2 separate regions of the Mus musculus genome follow, and region 2 is linked to region 1. A link is a loop called in an ENCODE intact Hi-C map of the cell type or tissue named here. Cell type or tissue: left cerebral cortex. All regions are shown on one strand. Each heading gives the region's core, and the rest is flanking DNA. Links, peaks and the distances in the headings are about the cores only. Region 1 holds the start of Matn4 (matrilin 4). Region 2 overlaps Stk4 (serine/threonine kinase 4).

Evidence for each region. Peaks named below come from ENCODE experiments on the same cell type or tissue, not always from the same donor. Only the 100,000 strongest peaks of a DNase experiment are listed, where the experiment ranks them.
Region 2: it touches region 1 in a loop (3-fold over the local background); 6 of 42 quality-filtered maps call a loop at or near these places.

What each region holds. Positions count from the first base shown.
Region 1 is chr2:164,400,315-164,415,397 of GRCm38, reverse strand. It overlaps Matn4 (matrilin 4), which reads left to right and starts at 10,580. Exons shown (of 11, transcript NM_013592.4): 1 at 10,580-10,907; 2 at 13,436-13,556; 3 at 14,301-14,870. The coding sequence starts at 13,478. Rbpjl (recombination signal binding protein for immunoglobulin kappa J region-like) reads right to left here and starts at 12,204. Exons shown (of 12, transcript NM_009036.1): 1 at 12,080-12,204; 2 at 10,837-10,939; 3 at 9,519-9,644; 4 at 7,596-7,666; 5 at 7,298-7,413; 6 at 6,856-7,030; 7 at 5,001-5,138; 8 at 4,509-4,618; 9 at 4,227-4,379; 10 at 1,391-1,546; 11 at 1,119-1,222; 12 at 1-1,028. The coding sequence starts at 12,101. The coding sequence ends at 755. In left cerebral cortex, for the core only: CTCF peaks have their summits at 4,123 (motif pointing right) and 7,484 (motif pointing right); DNase peaks (open chromatin) are centred at 5,899, 7,500 and 10,532; H3K4me3 peaks cover 747 bases.
Region 2 is chr2:164,128,284-164,143,366 of GRCm38, reverse strand. The region is part of intron 10 of Stk4 (serine/threonine kinase 4); the gene reads right to left. Among named protein-coding and RNA genes, the nearest start is that of Kcns1, 35 kb to the left of the region's middle. In left cerebral cortex, for the core only: CTCF peaks have their summits at 6,793 and 8,616 (motif pointing left); DNase peaks (open chromatin) are centred at 5,452, 5,999, 6,757, 8,612 and 1 more place; H3K27ac peaks cover 2,123 bases.

The DNA of each region.
Region 1 (15,083 bases), core at 3,578-11,577:
TTGGCATGGGGGTATAGCTAGTTGCTGGCTGCCAAGGTAGCCTCTAGGCTTAGGGTATCTGCTGCCTTAGAACCCCATTTCTTCTCCGCAGAGAGTCATAAAGGTGCCAGCTCCATCAGACTCTGGTTTGGATGGAATCCGGGGAGCACTCAGCCTTGCACCTTGCCATCCCTGTCCCCAGCACAGTGTTTCCCAGTCACCTGTACCTGGATACAGGAGGATCTTTAGCCTTAGGCTCTTCCTCTGGGTCCTGAAGGAGAAGTGGCCTTGGGACAGTGAAGAGAGCCGTCCTAGGCCTCTGCCTGACATTAATGTCATGGGATAGTGATCAGAGACCAAACCCAGGCGAGGGTGCCATAGAGAGTGTCACCACAGGCAGATAGACGCCTAGCTCTAAGAGGGACCTCATGGGATCAGGGCCCTAGACATTCTAGTCTTACTTCATGCAACTTGTTTTCAAGTGGGGACACAGATGTCTGGAGAGCAAATCCCCAATAGGCTTGGATCCTCAGAACCGGTCACCGACCCAGGAAGAGCCAGAAAGAGACAAAAGCGGAAGAATAAATCTATAAGGTAACAAAAACAGGAAGCACGCCACGCCGTGAAGACATTAGAACGTCACTCATGATTGAAGACAGTTACTGTATGTCTGAGGACAGTGAGTGGCCTGAGGTCAGGTGAGCTATCTCTCTCCTTCCTGCTCTTTTTCCCTGAGGGACAGCTGCGGGCCTGGAGTCAGCCTCAGTGGCACTGCCTAGGTGGGGCAGAAGAGATGGAAGTTGGTGCGTGTGAACTCGTGGTGGATGCTCTCCAGGAGCGTGTCCGCGTCGGGGGCAGGCTCTTGCGCGTTGGGCAGCCGTGGCAGCGCGCTGTATTCCGGGGTGTAGGTGAAAGAGAAGGGGCTGGGGTAGAAGAGCGCATCCGCGCGCAGCAAGCTCACGGGCACGGTGATGGGGGTGCGGAGCCAACGCCAGTCGCTGCCGAAGGCCGCCACGTCTGGCACTACGCACACCAAGGAACGAGGGCTCCTGTGGGCGGGGCATGGAGGTTGAAGCCAATCATAAACATTCCAGTCTCTGGATCCCTTGGCCCAAGCTGTTCCCACCGCCTCTCTGTACCTGTACATGGTTTCTGCCTCCACGTCTCCGAACCACACCTTGAGCCCAGCGTGGAAATTTTCTCCGTGCAGCTCCAGCGTGGCCACATCACCTCCACCGCTCAGCTGGGGGGTGGATGGGACCAGATGTAGGTGACGAGGGAGTGGTGATGGTGGTGGGTTAGAAGGAGCCTCCTGCCCTTCCTCCACAGCCTCCCCATTCCTAGAGCAGATAGGCAGGCAGGCAGGCAGGCAGGCAGGCAGGCAGGGCTGCACACCACCCTGCAGATTCACCTCCAGAGTGCTGATGAGAGGCACCGGAGTGACGGGCTCCCGAGTACAGGCCAGGCTGGTGCTGAAGGTGAACTCCACCGACTCCGTGCCAATGATGGTCCAGCAAGAGCTGTCGTTGAGCAGCGCCCTGTTGGCCTCCTTGGGGCAGAGGGAAGCCTGGCAGGAAGTCCAAAGGATGGAACTGAAGCTTCGCTAGTGGTCCCACTTTATCAAGTTTTCCTTCTAAGTTTCCCAGTTTATCTGCCTCAGGGAGCTTGTGTGAGACCCATACACTGTATGGGCTACGTATGTATGCGTATACACATAGATGTATATGTGTGTATGCATATATGTACATCTATAAAACCAAAGGTCTTTTTTAGAAAAAAATATTTTTTTATTTGTAGTGTGCCTGAGTGTGTGTGTGTGTGTGTGTGTGTGTGTACAGGTGTGGAGGCCAGAGGTGGCTATCAATTGAGGTGTCTTTTTCAGTTGCTCTCTACCTTATTTTTTGAGGCAGAGTCTCTTACTGAACCAGAGGTTAGCTCATCTGGCTATACCGAGTGACTAAGGAAAGCCCTGGGATTCTCCTGTCGTTGCCTCCCAGGTGCTAGGATTACAAGCTCTGGCCATCATACTCAATTTTAAAAAAAGGATGTGAGTTCTAGGGTGTTAGATTCAGATGCCACAGGCAGGCAGGCAGGCAGGCAGGCAGGCAGGCAGGCAGGCAGGCAGGCAGGCAGGCAGGCAGGCAGGCAGACAGGCAAGCAGGCAGGCAGGCAGGCAGGCAGGCAGGCAGGCAGGCAGGCAGGCAGGCAGGCAGGCAGGCAGGCAGGCAGGCAGGCAAGCAGACAGGCAGGCAGGCAGGCAAGCAGACAGGCAAGCAGGCAGACAGGCAAGGCTGCACACTACCCTGCAGATTCACCTCCAGAGTGCTGATGAGAGGCACGGGAGTGTCGGGCTCCCGAGTACAGGCCAGGCGCGGTAGGTTCTTTACCAACTAGCATTTCCCCGGTCCCAAGATTTTAACATTCTTTCACTTAGAGTAAACTAAATCTTTGAACCAGCTTACTTTCTAATAAACTAGTTTTCTGAAGTCGTTCTTTCTTGGCATTGGGAACTTCACCTAGAATTCTGCACACGCTCACTTTGCCAGTGAGCGGAATTTCTCCTCTCTTTCAGACAAGGAAGGTCTCACGAAATTGCTCCGGCTGGTCTTGAACTCACTGTAGCACAACAGGCCTTGAATACTCTGCCCTTCGACCTCAGCCTCACAAATAGGGTTACAACCTACATCATCAGGTTCCTCTACGCAAACATTATTTTTATTTACATGCCTGTGTGTGTGTGTGTGTGTGTGTGTGTGTGTGTGTGAACATATGCGCCATGTGTGCAGGTGTTAGCACAGGCCACAGGGGAGTGCCAGATTTCCTGGAACTGGAATTACAGAGAGTTGTGAGCTGCCTGACATGGGTGCTAGGGACCAAACTTTGGTCTGAAAGAGCTGCAGATGCTCTTTACCCAGTGAGCTCTCTTTCCAGCCACATCCTCTATCCTTTAACATTGTACAATCCTGTACCTTAAGCAGGGTGTGGTGGAGCACACCTTCAAACCCAGCACTGGGGAGGCAGAGGCAGGCAGATCTCTGTGAGTTTGAGACCAGCCTGGTCTATAGAGGGAATTCCATAACAGCTAGGGTTACACAGAGAAACCCTGACTCCAAAAAACAAAGCGAACTTCTCTGCCTTAACATTCTACAGTTTTAGCTGGGACTAGTGGTACATTTGATAGGTGGAGGCAGGGGGATTATGAACTCAAGGTCAGTCTTTAAATAAAACCTGCCTCAAATAAATATACAAAACCAAAAATAATTATAATACTTTCTGTGAGGAAATATTGTTCAATAATCATTTTTCTTTCCTTCTCTCTCCTCTCCCCCCCCCATCTTTCTTTTTTAAGACAGGATTTCTCTATATAGCCTTGGCTGTCCTGGACTTTGCTCTATAGACCAGGTTGGCCTCAATCTTAGAGATCCTCCTGCCTCTGCCTCCCCAGTGCTGGGATTATAAGCATGCGCCACCTGGCTATAATTATTTTCTATATTATTTCATTATTTTATCTACTAACATTCCAGAATAATATTTTAGGAGGAATATTACTTTTTTTGTTGGTGGTGGTTTTTTTGTTTTTGTTTTTTTGAGACAGGGTTTTTCTGTGTAGCCCTGGCTGACCTGGAACTCACTTTGTACACCAGGCTGGGCTCGAACTCAGAAATCTGCCTGCCTCTGCCTCCCGAGTGCTGGGATTAAAGGCATGTGCCACTACACCCGGCTTGGAATATTACTTAATAATTATTGTTTTCCACACTGATTTTGTGCCTTGACATCCTGTAACTGTGTTCAACATTATCCAGTACTTTTTCCTACTATGATTTTCTTTATATCCTGCAGTTTTCTTTTCATTTATGTAAATGTGAATTTATGCCATACGTGTGTGACGTTCAGAGGACAGAAAGAGGTGTCAGATCCTCTAACGCTGGAGCTACAGGTGGTTGTGAAGTTGTGGGCTACCGTGTGGGTGCTAGGAAATAAACTTGGAACTTGGAAGAGCAACAAACGCTCTTAACTACCGAGCCACCTCCAGTCTCTATATTCTGCAATTTTGTATTCCCAATGTCTTAAAGCCCCTGAACAGGAATATTATTTAATAATAGTAATTACATCATTTTTTCTGCATTCTATGACTTTTGATCCTCCAGGGGGCAACACTGTTCCCTTAAGAAGCAGTCTTTGTGGAGAAGAGCTTATGTTCTATGGCTGTGTTCTGCCAGGGATGCTTGGTAGTCTCTGCTTCTCACCTGGAATCGCACCACCTTCTCTGTGGCAAGGCATAAGTAGGTGCCAGCCCCTCCTGGGGTGTCACTTGGAAACTGGAAGGCACACTTGTGCAGCTGGGATATGGGTTCATCCACATCAAGGAGGGCACACTGCTTGGCCACTTTTCGGATGATCTGCGGCAGAAGGGTGACGGGCGGGTGTGTGTGTGTGTGTGTGTGTGTGAGGTAGCAGGGTGTGGGGTCCCCAGAGGCTCCTCACCCAGCCAGGCAGCTCTATTCTTTGATAGCCATGAAGTCCCATACCATAGGCGGCAGTGTAATGCCTGTGACAGTGCAGACAAGCTGCACCAGGGAGCCGTAGCGGATGTAACCTTCCTGGGGTGGGAAGTCCCCTTGGGAACAGTGCCCATCAGCTGGAGATGAAAGAAAGGAAGGAAGGAAGAAACAAAGGTTCATTACTTCTCAAACCCTGTCTCTTCACCTCTGGCTTTAACGCACAACGCAGCTAGCCATGAGAAAGGAAGCTAAGACCAAGGTTCTAATCCTGGAGAGCTAGTCTGTGATCATCCACAGTAAGGTATGCTCCCTGGGGGCAGCCACTGATTGGCTGGAGGAGAAAGGTCATAGCTAGCCACTGGGATCAGAAGACATCGGGTTCCTGACCGACTCACTAGGGCCAAGGGCAAGCCTTCACCCCCCTCCCCAAGGGACAGTTACACTGCTTCATCTTCCTGTAGGGTTGATTAACTATGCTAACACACGGAGCACCCAGCCCGCACCTGCTCATGAGATTACCCAGGTGGAGGGTGAAGGCAGCCCACTGCCTTGCGCTGGCCACAAAGGCCCCATCTTCCACAGAGAGGTAACGCGTGGACACTGTCTGGGAGCGCAGGCGATTGAAAAGGGAGACCTTTGAGCCGGAGGAGATGCATACTGCGAGGGGAACGTGGAATCAGTACCCAGGCCTCTCAGATGTGGTCTCTCAGATGCCTCAGCTCATCTTCTGACCCATGTAACAGCCTGGCTAATATGCCCACTGGCCTAGACTCAATGGTTATCTGCATTTCATAGCCTTTTGCCTGGGGTCTTGATTTTTGAGCTTGCCAGCTCCCTGGTACAAATGAACATCCTTCAGTGATGTGAGCTGGGTTCATCAAGTCACTCGGGGCTGCTTTGTGGCAGGCACGGCGTCGGGTACTGGGTATTGATGTGTGAACTGGGTCCAGCTTTGCTCTGAAATAGTTCATGGTCTGGAGGGCATAAATACAAAATGCTAACTCCGTGTGGGAAAGGTCTAAGCTAAGGAAGGCTTCTTGGGGGTGGGAAGTGTGAAGCAGGTGGGAGTTGCATAGATGGCTGCTAGAGTCTGAAAGAACAGGGGGACTCTCCTAGAGCCTGGCTTGTCTTCCAGCCGATGGCATGCTCTCAGTCACAGCTTCATTTTTTTTTTTTACTGGACTTACACCAGCTGGGGATCAGGCACTGACCAAGTGCTGTTCATCTCCTCTCCGTGCTGGACAGACTGCTGGCCTTCCATTTATACCTAGCCCAAGCCCTTTCCATTTAATTTACTATACAATAGATTCTTCTGCTCTTCCCTTTTTCTGTATGTGTGTGCAGGCGTGTGGCTGGACACACACAGCTGTGTGTGCGTGGGTGTGGAGGCCAGAGCTAGACTCCCGACACCTTATTCTATTACGCTCTACCTTATTCTCTGAAACAAAGGCTCTCACTGGATTGAGAGCTCTTTGGCTAGAGCTTTCTAGCCAGAGAGTTGGAGGAGGATCCTATTGTCTATTTGCTCAGAGCTGGGATCACTGACATCTGCAGCCACACTCAATTTTTACGGGTATTCAAACCCAGGCTCATGTGTTTGCCTTGCAAGCACTTTACCCACCAAGCCATCTCCCCATCCTTTGCTTTTCTAAATACATATGTCAGCTCAGTTCACTCTCCAGGACAGGATTCGAAGCCAGACTGCCAGACTCTGCACGCATAACCATTACTCTAGGTCCCCCACTTTTCCTGAGCACCAAGGTGCCAGCTAGGACACTGCTTGGAACTGGGATATTCCACAGGACTTTTCAATGACACCAAGGAGCTGGATTCCGGGATCACACTGAGTCGTGGTTACCTCCAGACTGGGGGACACTTTCTGGGCAGACAGTCTCAAGCAAGCCACATGGTATGCTATACTGAAATCAACCAATCAACCCACCCTCTCTCTTTCCTTCTCTCTCCCGATCCATTTTTCTTTCCTTTCCCCACTCACTCCCTCCTAGGCTGACCTAGATAAGAGTTCAGAGTTCTTTTATCTAAGCACTGGAATTACACATGGGAACCACCATCTTTGGCTGATGCAACTTCCTTAAGGTCATTTTTAATTTGCCCCGGATTTGGCACCTGGCTGCAGCTTTTGTCTGTTCTGAGTCCCCCACTGTCATCTTCAAATCTGATATCTATCTCTTACCTGTGTCCTGTCTGAAATCTCTGTGTGCCTTTTCTCTTAGTCTAGGCCAGCCACTCCACCCAGACTCCTCCCTTCTTTCTACCCAGACTCCACCTCTCACCCCCTCCTCCACACTTGCACCCTCCGCCCATTTTTGCAGCTCTGGGTTCGAATTGCACCCTTCCACCTCGCCCCTCTCACGGTCTGTGTTTTTCAGCGACTGCTTCTTCTGCGAGGGCTTGGAGATCACCTTGATGAGGCGACTGTGGAAAGTGCCCAGCTCCTGGCCCCCTCGCAGCACCAGTCGCAGCACCAGCCGGAAGTGCTTCCTCTTATCGGCGTCCGAGATGTACAGGGTCTTGGCACAACCAAATTCCTACGGGGCTCAAGGGGATGCGGCAGGCCTTATCTCAACTTTGCCAGCGGAAGAGCCAACCTTCCGCAGTTATGACATCCTTACCATTAGGACAAGAAACCGTACTAATCTAGGGACTAGGTCAGAACCCACCCTCTGGCCTCCCCAGTTGCCTTTTGGCTTCTGGAGGGGACTTGGGGAGTCTACAGTTTTGCCTCCTCTACAAAAAGAAAAAAAAAAGAGGCAACGCCAGGAGCAGGAATCTGATGCTCTCTAGTGCAGCCTCACCCTGGAGTCCGGCTGCTCTTCAAAGTTCAACTTCTGGGTCTCGGGAGCGCTGCCGGACGCACCGTCCAGTCCCATGTAACCGCAGACGGTGGGCCCGGTCTCCGCAGATTGGAGGGCTGAAAAAGGACGGGAATTAAACCCTGGAAGTCTGGGGGAAGCTCAGGTGCGGGTCAAACTTAGTTCTTGCCGCCAGAGGGCGCAGCGAGACTGCGCCTGCAACCGTCTGGGCTCCCGGGCCCTGCTGAGGCAGTTGGTCCTTCCTGCAGAACCGAGCAACAGCCCGTCAGGGCACTCTCACCTTGGTCTTGCATTGGCTTCACCCTCCAGCCAGGACCCGCGAGGTAGACACAGGGTGGAGGACAGAAGAACCTGGGAACACATAACATCATTTTCACTGTCTTAAAAGTGTCTCAAGGTGGCATAAATTTTTAAAGAATCATGATTTAGTGTCCCCTCTCCCAGAGTGAAACCGTTAATGCATTATTAGACCTCATCAGTAAGTCCTGCCCGCTCCATCTTCAAAACACATCTGGAATCCGTTAGATTCCTACCAACTTCACCTTGGTCCTAACCACTATCCCTTGCCTTCCCAACTCAGCCTTCCATCTGTCTCTCCCTTGCTACAGATGCCTCTTTTAGTTTGTTTTTCACACAGCAACTAGATTACTTTAAAAAATTTATTTATGGATATGAGAGCTCTATTTGCATGTATGCCTGCATGGCAGAAGAGACCATCTGACAGAAGAGAACATCAGATCCCATTACAGATGGTTGTGAGCCAGCAAGTAGTTGCGAGGAATTGAACTCAGGTCCTCTGGAAGAGCAGCCACCAGTGCTCTTAACCCTGAGTAGTCTCTCCAGCCCCAGATTAGTTCTTAAGTAACAGGTGGCTCAGTGGATAAAAGGCTTGCTGAGGCAAGCATGATAACTTGACTTCAATGCCCAGAACCCATCAAAAGGAGGAAGAGAACCAACTGTACACCTAACTGCACACATTATCCTCTTACCTCCACAGGAATCGTGGCATCTATACATCCACACAGCACCAGTATCACCACCAGCACCAGAACCACCACCAACATCAACAACAAAAATAACAGTCAAGGGGTAGGAGAGACGGCTCAGCAGTTAAGAGCCCTGGCTGCTCTTCCAGAGGTTCTGAGTTCAACTCCCAGCAACCACATGGTGGCTCACAACCATCTGTAATGGGATCCAATGCCCTCTTCTAGTGTACAGGCATGCATGTAGACAAAATACACACACATATATAAAATACATAAATAATCTGGAAAGAAGTAACAGTTAAATTAAGTTGGGTGTGGTGGCTCACGTTTGTAATCCTAAACCCAGTACGGAAGGGATGGGGCCTCTGAGGCAGGAGGATTGGTATAGGTTCCGCCTGAGCTAGAGTTAGAGTCTGTCTTATCCCCCCCAAAATATAACAAAATAAACGATATTATTAATAATAATGAAAATGAATCAAATTGTGATGTCCTCTTATCAACATCCCTTGTGGTTTAAAATCCCAAATCCTCACATGACCTGGACACTGCTTCTCCTGTCATCTTCTCTAACGTCCCCCTCTTCTGACCAGTCTCCCCCTTTCATCCTCTTACAGTACTGAGTATATAGCCTTGAGGTCCTTGCGTTTTCTATTGCTTCCAGTTAGAATGCTTCCTGGAGTTTTCCCATGCCTGGCTCTATCTCAGCACTGGTACATCAGCTCCAATGTCACTTCTTAAAGAGCCCTTTGACCTCCTTGACCTTTCAAGCTAAGGTATCCCCTTTGGTCTACTATGTGACTCCACTCTGTTTTTCTCTGGCTCTCATCACAATCTGAAATACCTTGTTTGCTGGCTTGTGGGGAGGTGACTGCATGTCCCCTACCAGAATGGAGATGCCATGGAAGTAGAGGCTGTATCTGCCTGGTCCAGCTGGAGGCTTAGTGCCCAGCAGTGACCCTGGTGCGTGACATGTAGTACGCAGCAGAATGAATGGATACTGGTCGGGGATGTGGGGATCTGACAGCCACTGTCAAGTTCTGCTCTAGATCCCAGTAGGCAGCTGTTGTTGGCTGGGGAACAGGACCCTGGCTGAACAATGGCTGAGGTGTCAGCCTTGAGGCCTCCAAGATGTCAAAGAAGCTAAATGGTGGTGGGTTTGGAGGGAGGCATAGGGCTGAAGGCTGTGGAGACCTGGGTCGGGGTAGGGAGCCACCTACCGCTTCTCATTTCCATAGGATTTCTGAGCCACCTTGGCATGCAGGATCCACACAGTCTGCTCACATCTTTGCTGCAGGCATGTGCGCACACCTTCTCTTAGGATGATGGCATGCTCTGGGGGTGACCTAGGAATGGGGGTTGGGCCCACGGGGCCACAGGAAGGAGAGTCAAGGGTTGAGTTGGCACAAAGCCCACCCCTGAAGCTGAGTGAGCTGAAGTTGGAGATGGGGTTGATTTATGTCCTCCAAGGGATCTGGGGGAAGAAGGACTTGGGAAATGAGCTAAATATTTGTGTTCCAAGAACCCTGCACAGACCTCACCAGGATCACCCAGGTGCTACACTGTGTGGGTGGCTTCCCGGCTGTTGTAGTCTGGGGCCAAGTGGAATAGCTGTGTTTAAAACCCTACATTTGGTTCTCAGATGGAGGTGGGCTTTGTGGAAATAGTAATTAAGCTTTCAACTCATAAGGGGAAACAGCCTTTGCCAGCTCCAGGTCCGGAGCACAACCTCAATTCGAGCAGGCACATGCACCGGTGAAAATGTGACCAAGGCTCCAAACTGCATTACCAGGATTGGGGTGGGGGGGAGGCGGCGGATCTGAGTCTTTCTGATGCCCAAACAACACCCTTGGCTTAATGCTACGGGGGTTTTCTTTTCTTTGAGTGTAGCACGGGTCAGCTCTCTGGGGTCTGTTGCTTATCAGTCCGAGAGTTTGACAAATGAGGATGGGTTCTCTCAAAGCCTGCGCAATTAAAAGGAGCACATGAAAAAGAGTCTGTGGTGAGTCTTTATTTGGGAAATGAGCAAGTTGGGCCCTGAAGAGAGCTGGGAACTCCAAGGCTGTCCTTTTGAGTCCTTTTACCTTTACGGCAGGACCAAGTCTCGGCCTTTCATCACTCCAGGAAGGGACAGAGGAGGGCAAGAGTCGGGCGCGTCCTTGGAAGCCCAGGCAGGCCAGGCAGGCGGCGGTCAGGACCGCTCCGCCTCTTGGGGCTCTCCTCTGGGAAGTGTCTCGTGTAGGATTCCAGAGCATTCCGGCTGCCCGGAGTGTCGCCGCCCGACTCCAGCTGTAGCCCAATTCCGGCCCGCAGCTCGCGCCTGCAGCTCCCAGAGCAGCAGGAAAAAGGGGCGCCGTGCTTGCTGGGGCCCGAGTGTTGAGAGGAAGGGGGAGAACGCTCCTGCCAGTGGGAGGGGTCGCAGCCCGCGCTCCCCCTCCCCACCCTCCCGCTCCAGGTTAAATGCAGCTGCCGCTTGGGCTCGCCCTGGCTGTCTGGCATTCCCCACTTAGGGCAACCTGCCCACGCCGCCGCCGTTACCTGGTCCAACTCCCCAGGAGGCTGGGCCCGTCGCTCTGTAGCCGCACCTCTGAGCTGTCCGGCAGGCTCAGGTGAGTCAAAGGGCCCGGGGGCAACGAGGGGTCTGCAGGGAAGCCAGCGTAAAACCCGTAGGGGGACAAGTCTTAACAGCCTACGTGTCCACGTCTAACCTGCAGTACCTTTTCCGATCCCCCTCTGGCAAGGCCAACAAAATGCAGGTCCTCCTTCCCTAATCTCCCTCCACGCCTGGCACCTTCCCAAAGTGTCCTTTCCGGATTAGCTCTTGAACTCAGACCTCTTTGGAGCGCACTTTCCTTGGGAATGCACTTTCCCTATCCTAAGGGCGTCCGAGAAATTTCCTCTTCAATGCAAGGATCCTTATCAGGAGACCTGGGCTCACTCTAATGGGCCACTACTTCAAAGCAAGCCTTTGAACGATGATGACTCTCTTTGCCCTCCCTAGACCGCCCCCCCCCCCCCCGTGGAACAGCGGATTTGGAAAGCTGAAATTGAGAGGGCAGCTGTTTTGACTTTCTAAGAGTCCTGAGGTGCAAGCGACATCAAGTGCGTGTTGACTTAAGCCAAGAGGAGCTTAAGGGAGCCCTTAGTCAAGAGCCAACCCTGAGTTTCAAAGGCCCGGTGGAGCTATACTCAGATGTTTGCCCTGGGGTGCTGGCTCCGCTCTGGCCCACTCTAGAAAAGGCTTGCCTTTCCTCCTACCTCCACCATCAAGCCACTGGCACATCTAGCTAGCTTGTCACCTTACCACCACAGACCCTGCCAGAAGGATTTTTGTTCTTCTACCCTCGCTGGAAAGCCAGAAGGGAGAAGAATCTCGGATAGGAAGCTGGTCTGGAGTCAGAGCCACGCACCGGCCTTGCTCAGAATGGGCTCATTCAAGGAACTGGGGGGTTGAGGGAGGGGCAGCCGTGGGTTAAGGGGCGATGGCCTGCTCTGCCAAGAAACCACAGAAAAATGGATAGAGCAGGCTCAGTGTGCCGTGTGGGGGTGGGGTGGGGAACGGAAGAAAGGCTTAGTGATTCTTAGGTGCAAGGGAACCAGGCTTCTCTGGAGGAAGAGACAGGGGTGGGGTGTAGGGGGGTGAGAGCTAGGTTTAGTTCTGTGCCTGGAGCCCAGCTGGGTAGTCTTATTGGGCAGCACATTTTCCATCCGTACAGTGTGTGTGTTCCCTTAGTGGTTCTCAAGGGACCTAGTTAGGCTACACAGGAAGGAGAGGGCTCACCTGTTGTCTCCCTGGGGTCCATGGCTGCTCATCGAGGCCCAGGCCGCTCTCTTGCTGCCCTCTGGGCACATCTACCGCCACTGACTTCGATACCGTTCACACATCTAAGCCCCGATCCGATCCTCACACTGGATTTATCCTGTCCAAGCCTTATCTTCAAGGTCCCGGGACTCCCAGCGGCCTGTTTGCTCTGGGCAGGGACACCTGCTGGGCAGATGTAGGCTTCCCACGGCAGTAGAAGCCAGACCCAGCAGGCGCCCCCTGGCGGCCTCTCCTAAGAGCAGGCGAGAAACAGACACCGAGGCGTGTCTTGTGCAGGACTCCACTCTCTGGCCTACCACTAAGAACCCAGACCCCAAGAGCTGCTCTTTGGCGTGTGGCACGGGTTTGGGGGAATATGGGGAATGATTTCTGTCCGCAGAAGAAGAGAGTGTGGAGCACCTTAGCTGACTCACACACCAGATAGACAGGACTCTATCTCGGCCGCAGCCACTTTCCTGCTATAAGGCGTTGGGTAGCAGCATTTAATTTCTTAAAGCCTATTTCTGAATAGGGAGAACCGAACCAAAACAGCCTTAAATGTCGGAACTACAAAGAGGGTCAATGCCACAACGGAAAAGCACATTTAGCACTATATCTGGTATTTAGGAAGGGGTTCTTTCGGGGACTGGCAAGATGGCTCAGTGGGTAAAGGTGCTTGCTGTCGGGACTGACCACCGGAGTTCAGTCCTGTTTAATTCTGGGACACACACAGAGGAAGGAGAAAACGGACTTCAGCGAATTGCCCCCTGACCTCCACACGTGTGTGCCATAGTGTGTGAGCACACACCATATACATGTATATATATGTAACACACACACACATATATGGTGTGTATGCTATATAATATATATGATGTGTATGATCTGTAATATATATCATATATATGGTGTGTGTGTATATATATATATACACACATATGTATATAATTTTTTAATACAAGCGTTTATCTCCTTTTGAGTTTTATGTATTTTTATCTACTTCTTATTAACTTAGTGCCCTGTAGTTCTGTAAAATGCCATTTTTTACAAAGGCTCCTCTGTGAGTTTCAGCAATCCCAGTGTGGTGACATCAAAAAATTATCATGAGCCTTTTTGTTTTGTTTTGAGAAAGAATCTCACTATGTAGCCCTGGGTGGCCTGGAACTCACTATGAAGAACAGACTGGTCCTCAAACTCCCAGAGATCTGCCTGCCTTTGCCTCCCGAGTGTGCAGCTATGCCTGGCAAAACATTTTGAACATACGCAAAGCCAGAGTGTTCATCCCCTGCAATAAAAGCACCGTCAAAACTGTTGCTTTGCGACCTTCTTTTCTAGCTGCAGGCTGTGACACTGTGGTTCGTCATCCTTCCAAGCACCATGAGAGGCCCCTGCTGCTGGCCACTCTCTCTGTTGCTGCTCTTCCTGCAGTCCTGGGAAACTCAGCTCCAGTCTGCAGGTGAGTTGGATCCCAGCCCTCACCATGGGAGGAAGGGAGCAGCAACGTTCTCTATCCACAGTGAGCCAGGGTTGCCAGGAGGGGTTGGCACACTGGTGGAAGGATGGGTGTGTGTATGGGGGGGGCGGGCTTTAGAACACAGGCTGGATTCGGGCTTCATCCCTCCCACTTCATCCCTCGGGCGGGCGCTGTTTCCTCAATTGTAGTATGTGGCATAGTTTTGGGTTCATTCGGTGTCGACTTTTATTGAAGCTTATTGAAACCATGGAAAAATCAGGAGACTCCACATTAAAAAACAACCCTATTTGAGAATTTTCTTGAACAAAACCAACCAACCAAACAAACAGACCAGGGACCTGCTTGCTGGGACAATCCAAGTTATCAGAGATACAGGAGATGAGATGTTCTAGATATAATCTAATCAGTTCATTCATTTATGGTGTCTGGCTGGCTCATGTAGGCATTTGAGACAGCGACATCTCTTTGTTCACTCCTCAATACATAACACAGACTCAGAACAGCTCCCAGAACTGCATGCGCGCGCGGGGGTGGGGTGGGGGAACCTTGTGTGATTTCCTGGCTCAGGTCTCCTCAAATGATGGATGAGTAACTGTATCCAAGGCTAATTTGTTAGGTTAAAGACATGCTGGGCACTGTTCCATTCAGATAACAGCAGGTCTTCCGGCTTTTTTTAAGAGACCAGCTTTAGCTGACCCGTGAGAGTCCTCCTCCATCTTCCCGCAGGTCCTAGGTGCTATAATGGGCCCCTGGATTTGGTGTTCATGATTGATAGCTCCCGCAGCGTGCGCCCCTTCGAGTTTGAGACCATGAGGCAGTTCCTAGTGGGCCTCCTCCGCAGCCTGGACGTGGGTCTGAACGCCACGCGCGTTGGGGTGATCCAGTATTCTAGTCAAGTGCAGAGCGTCTTTCCCCTGGGCGCCTTTTCGCGCCGCGAGGACATGGAACGAGCCATCCGCGCGGTGGTGCCGCTGGCGCAGGGCACCATGACCGGGCTGGCGATCCAGTACGCTATGAACGTGGCCTTCAGCGAGGCCGAAGGCGCGCGCCCATCGGAGGAGCGAGTGCCGCGCGTCTTGGTCATCGTGACAGACGGGCGACCTCAAGACCGAGTGGCCGAAGTGGCCGCTCAGGCGCGCGCCCGCGGCATTGAGATCTATGCGGTAGGGGTACAGCGAGCTGACGTGGGCTCTCTTCGCACCATGGCTTCGCCGCCGCTGGATCAGCATGTCTTCTTAGTGGAGTCCTTCGATCTCATCCAGGAGTTTGGCCTGCAGTTCCAGGGCCGCCTGTGCGGTGAGTTAGAGTGGCACCCAGCTCAGGCAATGCAGATGCTCATTCTAGTTCGCATCATTAAAGGTGATCCCTCAATTTTACTCTGCCCTCTGGGTACCAGTTGCCGTGGTCCCTCCTGCAGAGTGGTATCCTTAGCAGCCAGTCATGCTGTGTCAGAGACTGACCCTGCCACAAGCTGTCACCCCCCCCTTCTCCCGCCTCCCACACCAAATG
Region 2 (15,083 bases), core at 2,556-10,555, 270 kb after region 1:
AGAGCAGACCTACATACATACAAGACCAAGGCACACAAAAGAGAAAGCATCTAAACTGCAAGTAGGAACCAGCATTACTTGATGAGGAGGCAAGATTCAAGGATCTAGCTATATGGTAATTCTTTTAAGACGAGGTCTTACTAGGTAGCCAAGGCCAGCCTCCAACTTTCAGGACCCCTCCCCTTCTTCAGTCTCCCAAAGTGCTAGGATCATAGCTGGGCAGCCAGCTGCTGTACAGTATAACAGGAGCCACCTTAACATCCATCGGCTGTCAACATGGCTGGCATGTAGCACACTTCTGCACACATGTTCCTTTCATTCGATCATCACTTACAGCTAACGTGTAATGTGACTATAGATAGGGAATCTGAGGTGTCAGGAGTCACATAATTAATCCTCGTTTTCAAGGTTACAATCAGCAAGCATCAGCGAAGACTAAAACCAGATCTGCTTCTGGTTAAGTCTGCAGTTTCAATGAAATCAGAACCCAGAGTCTCTTGGGACGGACTTAACTCTCACCACCTCAGGAGAACCAACAACAGGCTTGTTCTGAGCAGCATTGGAATATAGGAGTACGCGTGAGCTTCCAGCCTCGGTTGGACTATAAGAGTATGCGTGAGCTGCCAGCCTTGGTTGCCACAGGGAGACAGCAAAGTGGCCTTCAGAGGGCCTTGTAGGACCCACCCTGCAGACTTGTCTGCAGTTCTTAGGATCTATTTCGGAGCTAGTCTGGACTCAGATATCTAGCTGACTAAGTGTTTGAGATTAAAACTATCCTTTAACATCAGAGAATGAAAGGAGCCAGGCAGTCTTGGATCAGGCAGTCTCAGACCCCAGCAGAGCAAATGAAAACAGCCTCAAGCTGGAGCAATGTTGTTTTGTGCTTTCTGTTTAGTGTATGTTTTGTTTTATTTTTGTTGTGTGTTTCAAGTGACCCTTGGGGACACAAACCACAGCATTTAAGTTTTGTTTTCAATGCCACCTCAGTAACTGCTATAAGCTGAGCTCAGATCTGATACTGCAATCACAGCAGAAGCAGGCGGCTGTGGGTTCTGAGACAAAGACGCCATTCACTGGCCGTGCAGATTCTCAGTGTATCTGCACAGCAGCTTTCCCTGGCGAGCCTGACGCGTGTCTTTCGGATTGCTATTTCTGGCCACGTTTCTGAAAGTAAGGAGCACAAGATCTCACTAGATTCCACGGTACAAGTGAGCCCAGTCTCAGCGTACTTTAAAACTGGCTCTACAGAAAACAGACAAGAAGTTGAAACAAAACAGTGTGTCCTGTGAGGACACATTTAGAAGAGTCTTCCCACCTCCTAGTGAGGACACAGTGGCATGTGGCATTTACCCAGGCCAGCTCCTGGGCATTCACTTGGCACCACCAGGCCAGAGACCTAAATACAACTCAGTCTCCTTCACCTTTCTTCTAGCCCAGGAGTGTAAGGAGAAGAAACCTCTCCAAAAAGATTGAAACCTAAATAAACACCAGACGACCAGAGAGCTGGCGGGAAGGATACCCTGGCTACTTCACATACTTAGCTGAGGGAGGAGGTGTCCTACAAATGAAAGTACAAAGACTCAACCCGAGGCAGCTCTCTGGTAGTCAAGGATTCCTGGCTTGATAAATTGGAATAATCTCAACTAACCCAAAAGGCCAAATACACTGACTGATTAGGTCAACTAAATTATACACTGCAATGGCTATTATATGACCATAAGCAAGTATTTTAAGCCAGGAATGGTGGTAGCTACCTATAACAACAACAATAAAAGGGAAGTTGAGGCAGGAAGACCATGAATTTTGAAGTATAGCCTAGGCTATACTGCTAAACTTTATCTCAAAAAATATTTTTAAAAAGGCCTGACTACGGGGCTGGCAGAGGCTCAGCAGTACTGTTCTTCCAGAGGAGCTGAGCTCAGCTCCAAGCACCCACAGCAGGTGGCCCCCATGTGTCAGGAACTCCAGTTCCAGGGAGACCCAATCAACATCACTGGCCTCCGCTGGTACCTGTACTCACGCTCACACATCCACGTACATAACTAAAACCAGTAATTTACTAAAGATGGTTCTGCAAAGATTTTTAAATATACAATGAAACAGGCTATGTTAGATGACAAAATTAAAACTATAGGCAGAAAGATTTCAGCTGTGTAAGACTGAAACTTACATATAAGCATAGAAAACTGGACGGAAGCACATCAAAATAAAGAAATTGTTGCTTGAGAGTGATAAATAGCAAGACATCTTTAAGTTTTTCTAGAATCTCTAAACTTTCTGAAATGCGCATAAAGCATTCTTTCTACAGCTGGAGTAGAGGCTGTATAATCCCCAAGAAGACCAAAGCAACACCGGAAACCAAGAAAGAAAATAACATTTATTAAATGCTTAATATAGGCAGGGGCACCTATATATTTTATACACATTTCATCACGTTGTACTCACCAACTCCTTCAGAAAAGTGTAATATGGGGTGGGGGTTGGTGTGGGGGTGAGGGTGGGTGTGGGTGTGGAGGGTAGTTGTGAGCTGCCTGATGTGAGTGCTGGCGATCAACCCTGGGTCAGAAGAGTTCCCATCCACTCAGCCGTCTTTCTAGTCTGTTCAGCAGATAAGGAAATCTGGTGGTGAAATGGATGCAAAGGCTGACAGAGAGACTCCCATGGCTCTCTCTACTGCATGTACTGACCCTTTGACCTCACTGGTACAACACAGTTCCTTTACTGGTAAAACTGATTTTGAATGGTGCTATAACTCAGGAGTCTGGGTACAAGGGGCAAATCTGCAAAAGTCTAGAGCAGTGGTCCTCAACCTTCCCAATGCTGTGGCCCTTTACCACAGCTCCTCATGCTGCGGTGACCCCAACCATAACATTATTTGGTTGCTGCTGCCTAACTATAATTTTGCTACTGTTACAACATTGTAATGTAAATATCTGGTATGCAGGATATCGGATGTGTGACACTCCCTTCCCCTACAGAGGGCGTGACTCACAGGTTGAGAACTACTGTCCTAGACACTCAGGGAAGTTGTCAGACTGGAACTAAACATACTTCTTACCGAACAACAAACCAGACCAGGCATTGCTGGTGAAAGCACATCAGCACCACAGACTCAACCACAGCAGATGTCGCGATACAAGAAAAGACAAGAATCAACTGACAGGGAAGACCCCGGGTATCTACTCATCAGAGTGCCAAGGAAACAGACATCTACAGACCCGGTTACGAGCTCCAGGACTAGGCAACTGTACCAAATGTGCCCTCCAAATGGTCCCTGACAACGGGACAAGCAGCACAGTGACTAGGAGAGCTTAAGAGAAAAATTAAAAGCCCCACACGCACAGCCAAAGTGTGCCTGCAGCAGCCGAGAGCCTCCTCACTTTCCTTCAGCTCAGAGCCTTCTGGTCAGAAATGATCAATTTTGCTTGGCAGAAAGGCATCAAGACATAGAAGAAATGCTTTGAATCAAGTTCTGTAGAATCAGCCCGTTTGAGATGCACTGAAGTCAAGGCCAAAATCAATATGTGTTTCACAGTTCTTTTGGAGGCTTTTTAAGACAGGAATACTGAAACTCCAAGTCTCAAGTAGAAACTTTCTCTCTGTAGAAACAAGCCACATTTAGATGCAGATACCTCTAAATTAACCACTCATTCTGAAAATCCTTAGCTGTCAGCAAAAGAAGCTAAGAAAGATTTGAATCTGGGTGGCTACCTTACAATTTACACCAAGACAAATTGCAAATGGATTACATATTGGAAGAAAAAAAATAAAACAAAGCAGAGATTAATATTTTTATAGTCTTAGGATATAAAATATTTTTGTAAATGAGATGGCATTCTACAAACTGAAGTTAATAAATCAAAATACAGAAATTTAAAATGTCTGAATAGTTAGATACTATATGTAAATAAAGCTTTTAAAACTGCAAAGAGGAGCCGGGTGTGGGGTGCACAACTTTAATTCTATCACTAGGGAGGCAGAGACAGGAGGATTTCTGAGTTCGAAGCCAGCCTGGTCTACAAAGTGAGTTCCAGGACAGCCAGGGCTATACAGAGAAACCGTCTCGAAAAAACGAAAAACAAAAAGCAAAACAACAACAACAACAACAAAAACCCAAAAAACCAATCTTAAAAAAAAAAAGCAACCCTGCAAAGAGGGCTGGAGAGCTAATTCAGTGAAGCCCACAGAAAGGGGAGGAAGAACTATAGGACTCAGAGGGTCAAGGACACCAGGAAAACACAGCCCCCAGAATCACCTATGCAAGGCTCACCAGGACTCAGAGTCTTGAGTGACAACCACCGCATCCCATGGCCTTTTCCTGGATCTTCCCAGGGGATCCGGGGAAGGACAGAGATGGGGAGGAAGCTGTGGCCGGATGTACCGTATGAGAAGAATTAATAAAAAATAATATTCAAAATGTAGAAGCCTGGGGGGGGAGGGGGGACTTTTGGGATAGCATTGGAAATGTAATTGAGGAAAATACGTAATAAAAAAAATATATTAAAAAAAATGTAGAAGCCAACCAACACACTCCTAACTTGGGGCTTTATTGAATCATGAGTCACGAACACAAATGTTTTTAGCATCTAGCACAAGCTGGACAGGGGTATCAGTTTTATAGGAATAACTCTGACACACACTTTTAAGAGACACACAGGAGGTATGTTTGTGGTGTAACAGAGCTCATTTTAGTAATGCAAGCTACACATATCCAATGTGCAGTGGCCCAACTAGCTCTTCCTCCTAAGTCCCATGCCCCTGGGTATGGAGGTATCATCGATAGCCCTGGGCCAAGGCTGCCTGCTCTGTTCTAGCCTTGGAGGAGCCTTACTCTGGGATGATGCTCACCTATGTATTCTCCCACAGGAGCTTATTGACATGGTACCAAGACCCCGAGGACTGCACCAGAAAGCTACAAGTCAGGGAATGCAGAGTAGACCAGACTGTCTGTTTGGTTTTCATCTTTCCACAGGAACACCCCAGTGAGCCAGGAGGAGAGGCAGTAAGATTAGAAAAAGGTAATGTCTGTGTCTCACAGAGCTTCTACACACCTCCACATACAACTCACACACTGACCAAACACCACGAACCCAAACACCGTGCATGGCTCCCTTATTAAACATTCCTTCAGCAATAAACCCTGGGCACCTGGTTTTCTCATTAACTGGGCTGGCTCAGGAAAGGATGCCACAGATAATGTGACAGGTTGTGTATGGTATTTTTACTGCAAGACGTTAATTCATCCCAGGAACTATCTTAAATTAATCCTAGAACGGCTGCAGTTTGTGATTAGAGCCTCAGCAGCTCTTCCAAAAGTGGAAAACCTCCACTGAGTCTGGAACGGAGCCTTTCTCCACAATGCGTGAGAACAGCCTTTGTTCCCTGGTGCATCTGGGAAGAGCACTTGGGAGGGGTAACAAATGTCCCAACTGCACTCATTTTAAACACCGCTCCTCATAAGATATTTTAAACTCAAACTACACACAGCCATGTGTGAAGGCCATAAAATCCTAGAATAGTTTCTGCCACAATTTTTCTAAATAAAGAGCAGTTGGGAGTGTGGTGAGTCTGTAAAGAGAACACGAGTCTGCTCTTTCTCAGTAACCAGCCACCTCAGCATCCCAGGTTGTACAAGAGCCGAGACACAACAAACAGGGCCATTCTGCGGCCCTGCCCCACCGGCTCTCATAGCGTCCCGGAGGAAGAGCAGCAGGGAGCCAGTGTGTCAACCAGGCTGACTGACACCTAGCCCTCGGAACATGAGTGGCAGAATTCGGCTTTCTTGAAAGTGCTTCAGAGTGAGTCTGAACTCCCACAAGGGCTCCCAGCAAAACTGGCGAGGCATAGCAGAGCCTCCTTCTGCCTCTGTTTCGGGGCAGCTCACCTCTTTCCACCTTTTTATTGGTTCATTTATTTTCCCTACCTTAGGTACTAAACATGTACATCACATTTACTAAATGAACACTCTGCGAAGTACTTGAAAGGCATTTTTAAGTTTAACATTCTCACTAACCCCGAGGCAAACACAGCCAGGAGATTCACTCCACAGTAAGCGGCTGGCCGCAGTTGCAGACCTCAGAGAGTGAGCACAGACATCTACCTGCTTTTGCTCAGTTGTCCCGACGCTGCTGTTAAGAACCTGTGAACCCTAAGCATCTCTCTCACACGCCACATCCAGTTCTTCTGTACACAGCAGCTCCATTTTAAAGACGAGCAGAGAGTGGGAGCCCGAGAGCCCCTCCAGAACCCCACAGCTAGGAAGGTCTGCCAGGCCTGCCCCTGCCTCCTAGCCCACTGCTCTCCTTACACGTAAGCCTGAACTGTGAAGACAAACCCACATATTAATAATACTTTCTAAATGTTTAATATACATCCCAGCACTGCAGCTCCAATCACTGTGCTCTGCTAAGGTTTTACCAAAAATGAGGGGGGAAAAAAAACCCTGTTCCGCACTTGTCATATTTATACTCTAATTAACGCAGTCCCATAAACACAGGAGGAAAGCTATCACAGAGTGAAAATCTCAAAAAATATGCAGTTCTGCAAAGAATGTATAAATGGGCTAAAATGACAGTATTAAAAACCACAATCTGAACACTCATGTGCTGTGGCTTTTTGCCAAAGCACATTAGAGAAAGAAATGCACAGCACCTGAATTAAACAAAGGTTCAGGGGCAGGACACACTTCCCAGGCAGAAAAGTATTTTATCTGAGGACAATAACAGGCTCCACATCAAAGCTGAAAGCCTACACTCATCACTTATTAATCACATGCTCTGTACGGGTCACACACACCACCTAGTGTTTCCAAGCCGTGCTGCCCAGTGAGCAGGGATAAGATCTACCCTGGGAAGACAGTGTGAGAGATGGATGGACAGAGTGTTTATGGGGCCTGTGCACAGTATGCACTTGAGTGCTACTTCCACCCCAAACTCTACAACCTTGTCTCTCTCTCTCTTTTTTTTTTTATGTCTATTTTACGTGTATGGATATCTTGTCTGCATACCACATTTGCCTGCCAGAAGAGGCTATCAATGCCCATGGAACTGAAATTATAGATGTTTGTGAGCCATCATGAGGTTGCTGGAAATTGAACCTGTATCTTCTGCAAGTCTTAACCCCTGAGCCACTTCTGCAGCCCCTTCAACATAGTCATAAAGAGGCAAGTATTCTTGCAAACAAAGCAGGAAATAGGACAAGAAAATAACACATACACAGACGGTTAGAAATATTCAGTATCTACTACTGCTGTGGGGCAAGAGTGGAGGGGAAACCAGCAGAAAAGGCCACATTACCAGGAGATAAGAGCATGAAAGAAAAATTCAGGAGCAAATTCCTAAAGCAGACTAATAGTTGCACAGTGACAGAGATAGCAGCAGAAAAGCAGTCCAACTCTTGGCTGTAGACATTAAGACTCTTCTACAATAGCCATCTTTGTTTTGACAGAGATTACATTTGGTCAAAGCCAAAAGGATGCCATAAAAAAATGTCTTTTTTAGTTAGCATGACATTTCCTGACAACACACTTACTGTAAAGCCCATGGCAACTAGGTAAGTAATATAGAGTCACAAGACTGCTTTACCCTGGGAATTATTGACCTAGATGAACAATAAAATGAAGTCTGTCAACCTTCTCTGAATAAGCTTGAGAGCACACTGAGCCAAGGATAAATGTCCCTCTGCTGTCCCCCACCCCACCCCACCCTGACATCAGTACTCGTTACATATTAAAAATGATTCTTTTTCCTGGCTTGTAAAACAAACTTAAGTATCTGACATGTGCTCACAGCTGTGGCTGTCTCAGTAAAAGGAAGCACCCAAGAGTTCAGAGGACCAGGAAATGACCTGGGACCCAACTCTGGTGGGAAGTGAGAAAACTGGCTGGTTTACATAAAGATCTCTGGGCTTCTATTTCTCAAACTATTAAAAACACACATACACACACACACACACATACACACACACATACACACACATACCCCAAAACCTCATCTATTCTCTCACAAAAACAAGCACCATTAAATAAAAGACTATGACTATCCTCCGTGCATTAGACTTTGTATGGAATGGTGGTAACATTACAATCACCAGGCATACCCCACATCTGGCTTACCAATGCTTTGGCCTTCTGTTGTCCCTGAATTATCCCTCATCATTCAAAGAGCTAATAATACTTTTTACAAAAATGAAATGTGAAACAGAAATAGAATAATATAAAACTCAAACATAAGCAACCTTAAAATTCTACGCCAACATTATGTTACCATGGATCTTAAATTTGGTTCACAAATTCAATTTACATTTCCGCTGATTTTTTTTCTCCAACCAGAAAGGAAAAAAACAAAAAACAAAAACAAACAAACAGGGCAGGTGGTATGATCAAGTTCAAAGAAGAGAGCCACCCAACTGAGGGCAAGCAAGCCAAGGCTCTCAGGCATCTGAAAGGTCACTCATCTCTCTTCTCAAGCAGTGCGGTCTGTATGATAAGGATGCATTTTCAGGAAATGTCAAACTTCAAGACTGGTAAACTAATTCTGTCATGTAGTATCCACAGCTGGCAGCCTCTGCTTCAAGGCTGCACAGAGCAGACGGCACAAGAAGCAAAAGGGTGGCATCTGCTGGCCAAAGCGTGCTGCCACAGGAAGTGTTTAGAACTCTGGGATGTGAGAAACATCCCTAAACATCGACAGTTCATGAAATGAGGGGAAAGTGGGAAAGTACATGGACTACGTATGTGAGAGAAGAAGGGGAGGGCGGAACAGGGAGAGGGGGATGGGCTGGACAATCCAACAGTGATACCCACTGTATTTCCATCTGGCAGGGGTTTAATCCCTTTGTTTTATAAATCAGCAAGCGGGGACAAGCGTCCTTTAGGAAAGGCATCCCTACTTTCATAAGGGAATTCAACAGCCAATCACTGCAGAAAAGATTTAAGGAACTGAGGCTTACTCTGTGGGTGATGTTTCAAGAAAAGAGGAGAAAGTAGAGGGAAGCAGAGGGAGCTAGCATTTACAAAGTGTCTGTTACCCTGCAGGCAAGTCAGATGCACTGCCTTGTTTACTCAGCGCAGCACAGGCTCTCCCACAGGCTCTATCTAGACAGTATCCTTTCCATTTTCCAGGCTAAGTGTATCATCACACAGTCAAGTCAGAACCTGATCTAAAAGCCCAACTCTAGTGACCTTGACTAGCTCGTTCTCCTGGAACTACACTGCTGTGTGTAGACATAATCCTCTTCCATGCAGAGCGCCCAGTGCAATTTTATACAGTACAATCTTTTTGTTGTGTTTTCTTTTGGGGGGACAGGGTTTCTCTGTGTAGTCCCGCTGTCCTAGTAAATGTTAATCTAACATTTTTTCAGTCAAAACCCCACAGACTTGAATGCCTTGACCCACCAACACCACTGCTTGTGCCTTCTCTTGGATGTAATGAAATAGGGACCATCCGGGAACTCATTCCTCTTTGCATCATCTCAACACTGCTTGTTCCACTCTGCCAGCTTGAGATCTCAGTGATCAAAAGGTGCAGTGAAGGGAAGCAAGGACCATAGATGCGTCTTCATCCCAGAGTAGCCAGTGGAGTACACCGCTGCCTGCCAGAGACGGTTCAGTTTTAAGCACAATGGTCACTGGACAGGGAGGCTGACATGCAGGGGACAGCTTAGATATGAAAACAAGCTTCACACAACCTGACCCCCTTCTCTTGAGAGGCCCTGAGGATACAAGCAAGTAAGTAAGGCAGAGAAGAAGGGCCGACTCCTCCATGTGTGGGTCTAGGCCACCCTTGTGCTCCATCCTCCTGCCTCCATCCCTACTTGCAGAGTTCTAATAGGCTCTTAGCCTTGGATAGTAGTGAGAAAGCTGTCCTAAATCTCTCCTTTAGTTTTCTCAACAGCTCATGCCCCGGGAACAGGGATGGACCTCTGAGGCAACTGAAGAGTCAAGAGCCCACACGAGAGAAGAAATGGGGAGCAAAGCTGCAAAGTTGGAATAAGGTATTTCCCACACACTGAAGGAAAAATACAAGCGCCTGCATCGACGTGAACAAGACCACAATGCAAACTCATGGTTACAAGTCCAGCAATAAGTAATTAAATCCAGATAAAAATTAAAAATGATTTCTACATCAATAACTAGCTAATTTACACTTAAAATATATTTCAGCCTTTGGAAACTTCTTGAATAAAAAAACAACAACAACAACACTGAATTTAGTTGTTTTTCTTTTTCTTTTTTGACTTCACATTACAGTAGTAAGGTAACTGACCCAGATCTGTCTCTGTCTGCTACAAGATTCAAACTGTCAGGCTCTGATGACACAGGAATTCCAGGCCTCCAGGAGCTTCTTCTCTTGTTAGCACCAACATGGCAACATACTGACTGATGTCTGGGGCAAGCTAACCATGTCTGGCCAGGAGACATGACTGCTCATTCTGCTGTGGCACATGGTTTTAATTATGTTTAAATTAGTTTTATGAGTTAAATAATTTATTATACAACAGCAACAGGTTAGCAGAAGGGATTCCTCTAAGAAATTCTTCTCCTTTCTGGAAAAAGAGAAACCTAAATAGGCAACTAATATATAGTGCCACTCAAAACAGAAACACATTAAAAACAAAGGCAAAATTTGTAATATGTATATGCATGTATGTAATTCCTAATTTATGATTAGGCTATGAATTACCTTAAAAGCCACTGCCAGCAAGCTGAGCATGTGGCCACAGAGAGGCTGTCGTGACTGCAGTACATCCTCCCAACAAGACACCACACATAAGGAAGCGCTGGCTCACAGTTCTTTATACAGATTGCTATAGATTAATCACATAATGCAAACAAAGGCAGAGAAAAGTGTGCCATCCATTACTGCTACCCCAAAGTGAGAGAGAGAGACAGACAGACAGACAAGTGGGGGTCAGGGGGAATGTGGTGTTTCCTCAGCCCTCATCTGTGAACATAACAAAAAAGGGAGAAGAACGAGGTAGAAGGGTATATTCATGAACTGAGTAACCTTGTTTTATGGACTTCCCCTTGGAACTACACAGTCTATGCAATCACAGAGAAAAGTTAAAAGAGTAAAACCTAAAAACAGAAAGCAGTGTTAAAACAAAGATCCACCTGCTCACCGAGGACCAGCCCTGTGGAGATCAGAGAGGAGGAAGGCGGGCAGCGCTAAGCGTTAGTGTGGAAGAGAAGGCAAATGCTGGCACTACCAGGGGAGAGGAGTTACAGTTAGAGTGGCTAAGTGCAGCACCAAGTATCCAGTCTGTGCTTAGTGTAAGGAGGTGTAATGAGCATATACCTTTGTTTCATTCACTGAAAAGGCCAGGGGGAAAAATGAGCTGGCTTCAGAAGCACTTGTCAAGGCTGGTCTCTAAAGGCCATTCCTACTAAGAACCAAGAGTTTCTTCAAAACCTGTCTATCCCCAGGTTACACACAGGGAGGACAGAGGGTGATACTGTCTGTCCCCCGGTTACACACATGGAGGACAGAGGTTAACAATGTCTGTCCCCAAGTTACACACATGGAGGACAGAGGTTAACACTGTGTCCCCAGGTTATACAGGGAGGACAGAGGTCAACAATGTGTGTCCCCAGGTTACACAGGGAGGACAGAGGTTAACACTGTGTCCCCAAGTTACACAGGGAGGACAGAGGTCAACACTGTGTGTCCCCAGGTTACACAGGGAGGACAGAGGTTAACACTGTGTCCCCAGGTTACACAGGGAGGACAGAGGCTGGCACTGTGTGTCCCCAGGTTACACAGGGAGGACAGAGGCTGGGACTGTGTGTCCCCAGGTTACACAGGGAGGACAGAGGCTGGCACTGTGTGTCCCCAGGTTACACAGGGAGGACAGAGGCTGGCACTGGATCCTGTCCTCTCCTGTTCTCCTCTTTAAGTTGTTGGAACATTAGATGTTTTAATCTTTCCCCGAAACAATGGCAGTATCAACAGACATATTAATGTGGAAGTGGAAAATATTCATGGGATCTCACCCTAGACAAGAAACCCCAGGCCACTGGTGGCTACCAGGGGGAGAGTCAGCCTTTCCCAGAGATGGGTGCTTTTATTCAATATCCGCTTTCACTTTTGAGACAGGGTCTCTCCTGGAGCCTGCAGCTTACCTGTTAAGACTAGTTGAGTGGGAAGCCCCAGAGATCCACACCCCTGCTTCCTGAGCTCTGGGGTTAGAGGTGCATGCTACCCCACCAGACCTGCATGGGATGCTGGGATCTGAACCCCAGGTCGTCACGTCATGCTCGTGCCGCAAGCGCTCACAGTGGAGCCCTCTCTCCAGCACACCCTCTCGTTCTTTATGGTCTTTCAGTTTTCCTAAGAGGCTGTCCCTTTCGCTTTTGTTAAGGATCGGGTGGCTGAGGCTGTGCAGCTCTTCATTTCTAGACTGCCCATTCTGTTCCATGGTCCACATCAGTGTTTTGATGTAGATAGGCCGTTATGTTTTCCCGATAACACTATGTGACCCAGGCTGTCCTCAAACTCGCTGTGCAGTCCAGAATGGCCTTAAACTCTGAATTTCCTTAGTCTCCTGAGTGCTCAAATTACAGATATATGTTATTACCCCATCTTTTTTTTTTAAAAAGTGAAGGGCTGGAGAGTTGGCTCACTGATTAAGACTACTGGCTGCTCTTCTAGAGGCCCAGGTTTGAAGGCCAACACCCACAGAGCAGCTCACAGCCATTTCTGTAACTCCAAATCCAAGGGAATTCAACACCTCCTCTGGCCTCCACTGACATCAGGCACTGACACTGTACACAGACAGACATGGAGGCAAAATACTCACACATGGAAAACAATAATTTAAAAAGTGAATTAAAAATAACTTTATAAAGATTTAAAATCTCTTTAAAGATTTAAAGTCCAAATTTTAAGTAAGATCTTTTGATTCTTGGTGAGAATAAATTTTTAGAAAATGTCTGCTGATAACTCAAGTCTGTCTGAATAACTCTAATTTGCTAGTTTTTCCTCTAAGACCATCATTCTTCCTGCCCACAGAACAGTGACTCTCACAGGCAACTCCAAAGGCTTGGGAGTCCACACACGTCTCCAGAAGAGACTCCAGGGTCTCAAGTGTCTGTGCCTTCCCCCACTGAGCCTAGGGATAAGAAATGGCTGGTGTAGCTGGTCCTACAGCTCATGTTGGGAACTACCTTCACATCGGCCATATGCACAACTCAGTTTGTCACTAAGCCACATTTTTGTCCTAGGCTATGATCTTGTTATTAATCGTCATGAATTCAGGAGTTTCAGAACATTTTACACATTTCAAGTAAAAATGCAAATATTTCAACACTGTGACTCAGTTCTTTTTAAAACTGGTTTATTGAGATATGGTTTATGTGAAGTAGCTCTCAAGAGCTTCCTTGCTTCCTAATATGGCAAAGTATTTCTGGTTCATTGGTGGGGTTTTTTTGTTTGTTTGTTTTTTGGGGGTTTTGGTTTTTTTTTTCTTTTGAGAACTGTGTGCAGGCATACCCCATGCACACATGCACATACATGGGAAAGTACACAGGTATAGATCACATCCATACAAAAAACAAAAGGAAGGCAGGAAGGAAGGAAGGCAAAGAGAATGAAACCAGATTCATTCAGACTTTAATGTAAAGTCTGGAATGGAACAAGCAAAATACTTCAAGATGTAGGCATGTTTCAGGTTATTTGATCACACCTTTCTGCTTGAATACTGTAAACATGATTAAATAAGAGTAACCAAGAGGCAGAGCAGGCAACCAGCTGACAGGAAGTGAGCCCAGGATTAAGGAAAAAAGCCAGCTTCAGCTGCATATGGAGCAGAGGATGGCCTAGTCGGGCATCAATGGGAGGAGAGGCCTTGGTCCTGTGAAGGCTCGATGCTCCAGTGTAGGGAATGCCAGGACCAGGAAACGGGAGTAGGTGGGTTGGTGAGCAGGGGGAAGGGGAAGGGAAAAGGGTTTTCAGAGGGGAAACCAGGAAAGGGGATAACATTTTAAATGTAAATTTAAAAAAATATCTAATTAAAAAAAAAGCCACAGAGTAGTAGGGTGTTTGGGGGCAGGGGAGGGTGGACAGAGAGACGCAGCGGAAGCAGAAGGAAGGGACACTGGGTTTGGAGGAGGTGTTCTGAGATGGGGAGGGGCACTTGTTCGGGGACATCGGCTGGGGAGGAAGGTCAGCCAGGTGCTTTCTCTGCCTCTCTGAGCTCGCAGGCTTTCACCCCAGCTTCTGGTCCTGAGTCTTCATTGGTAAAACCCCAGGGACTTTCTGAGAAAGACTTTAAGAGTTCAGGAAACCATCCCAGATTGACAAAAAGTTTGTGCACAACAAAGGAAGCCAGCAGAGTGTTGAGACTCTTCAGTGGGATAAGGCCTTGGCCAACTAAATAGTCAACAGAGAGAGGACTGCTATCTAGGATTTACAAGCAATTCTAAGAGTTAAAGCTCGAGATTATAAATCCTCTAATAAAATGGGCAAGTTAACGGAACACACAGTTCTCAAAGGAAAAAATACGATAGCAGGTTGACTATCCGCACTGCAGTCCCAGGGGACCCAAGGCTCTCTACTGGCCTCCTCCAGCCCTGCGCACAGGTGGTGCACATAAACTCACCCAGGCACATCCAGGCACACCCACCACATAGGGGTTTTTTTTAGAGAAAGAAATCAAATCAACCAGTAGCACCTTAATGCTGGGGGGGTGGGGGGGGTGTGGACAGAGAAAGATCTTCATCCACCTCCGTGGGGGATGGGACGGATGCCAACTGGTGCAGCCACCATGTAAACCAGCTGAAAGGCTCCTCTGAAAACTAAAATCAGTGTTTGCTGGCCCTAACCTGTGATACCACAACCTGGCAGGCTGAAGCAAGAGGATTGCCATGAGTCTAAGGCTAGCCTGGGTTAGAGTGAAACCCTGCCTCAAAAATGCAGAAGCAAACAAGCAAACAAACAAGCAAACACCCCTAAAAACTAAAGCCAGAACTATCACATGATCCACCCTGCGTCCACTTCTGGGTATATACCTAGGAGGCGTATATCACGCCTTGTACATCAGCACTTACTGCTGCACCATCCATGCCAGCCCAGATAAGAGCCAGC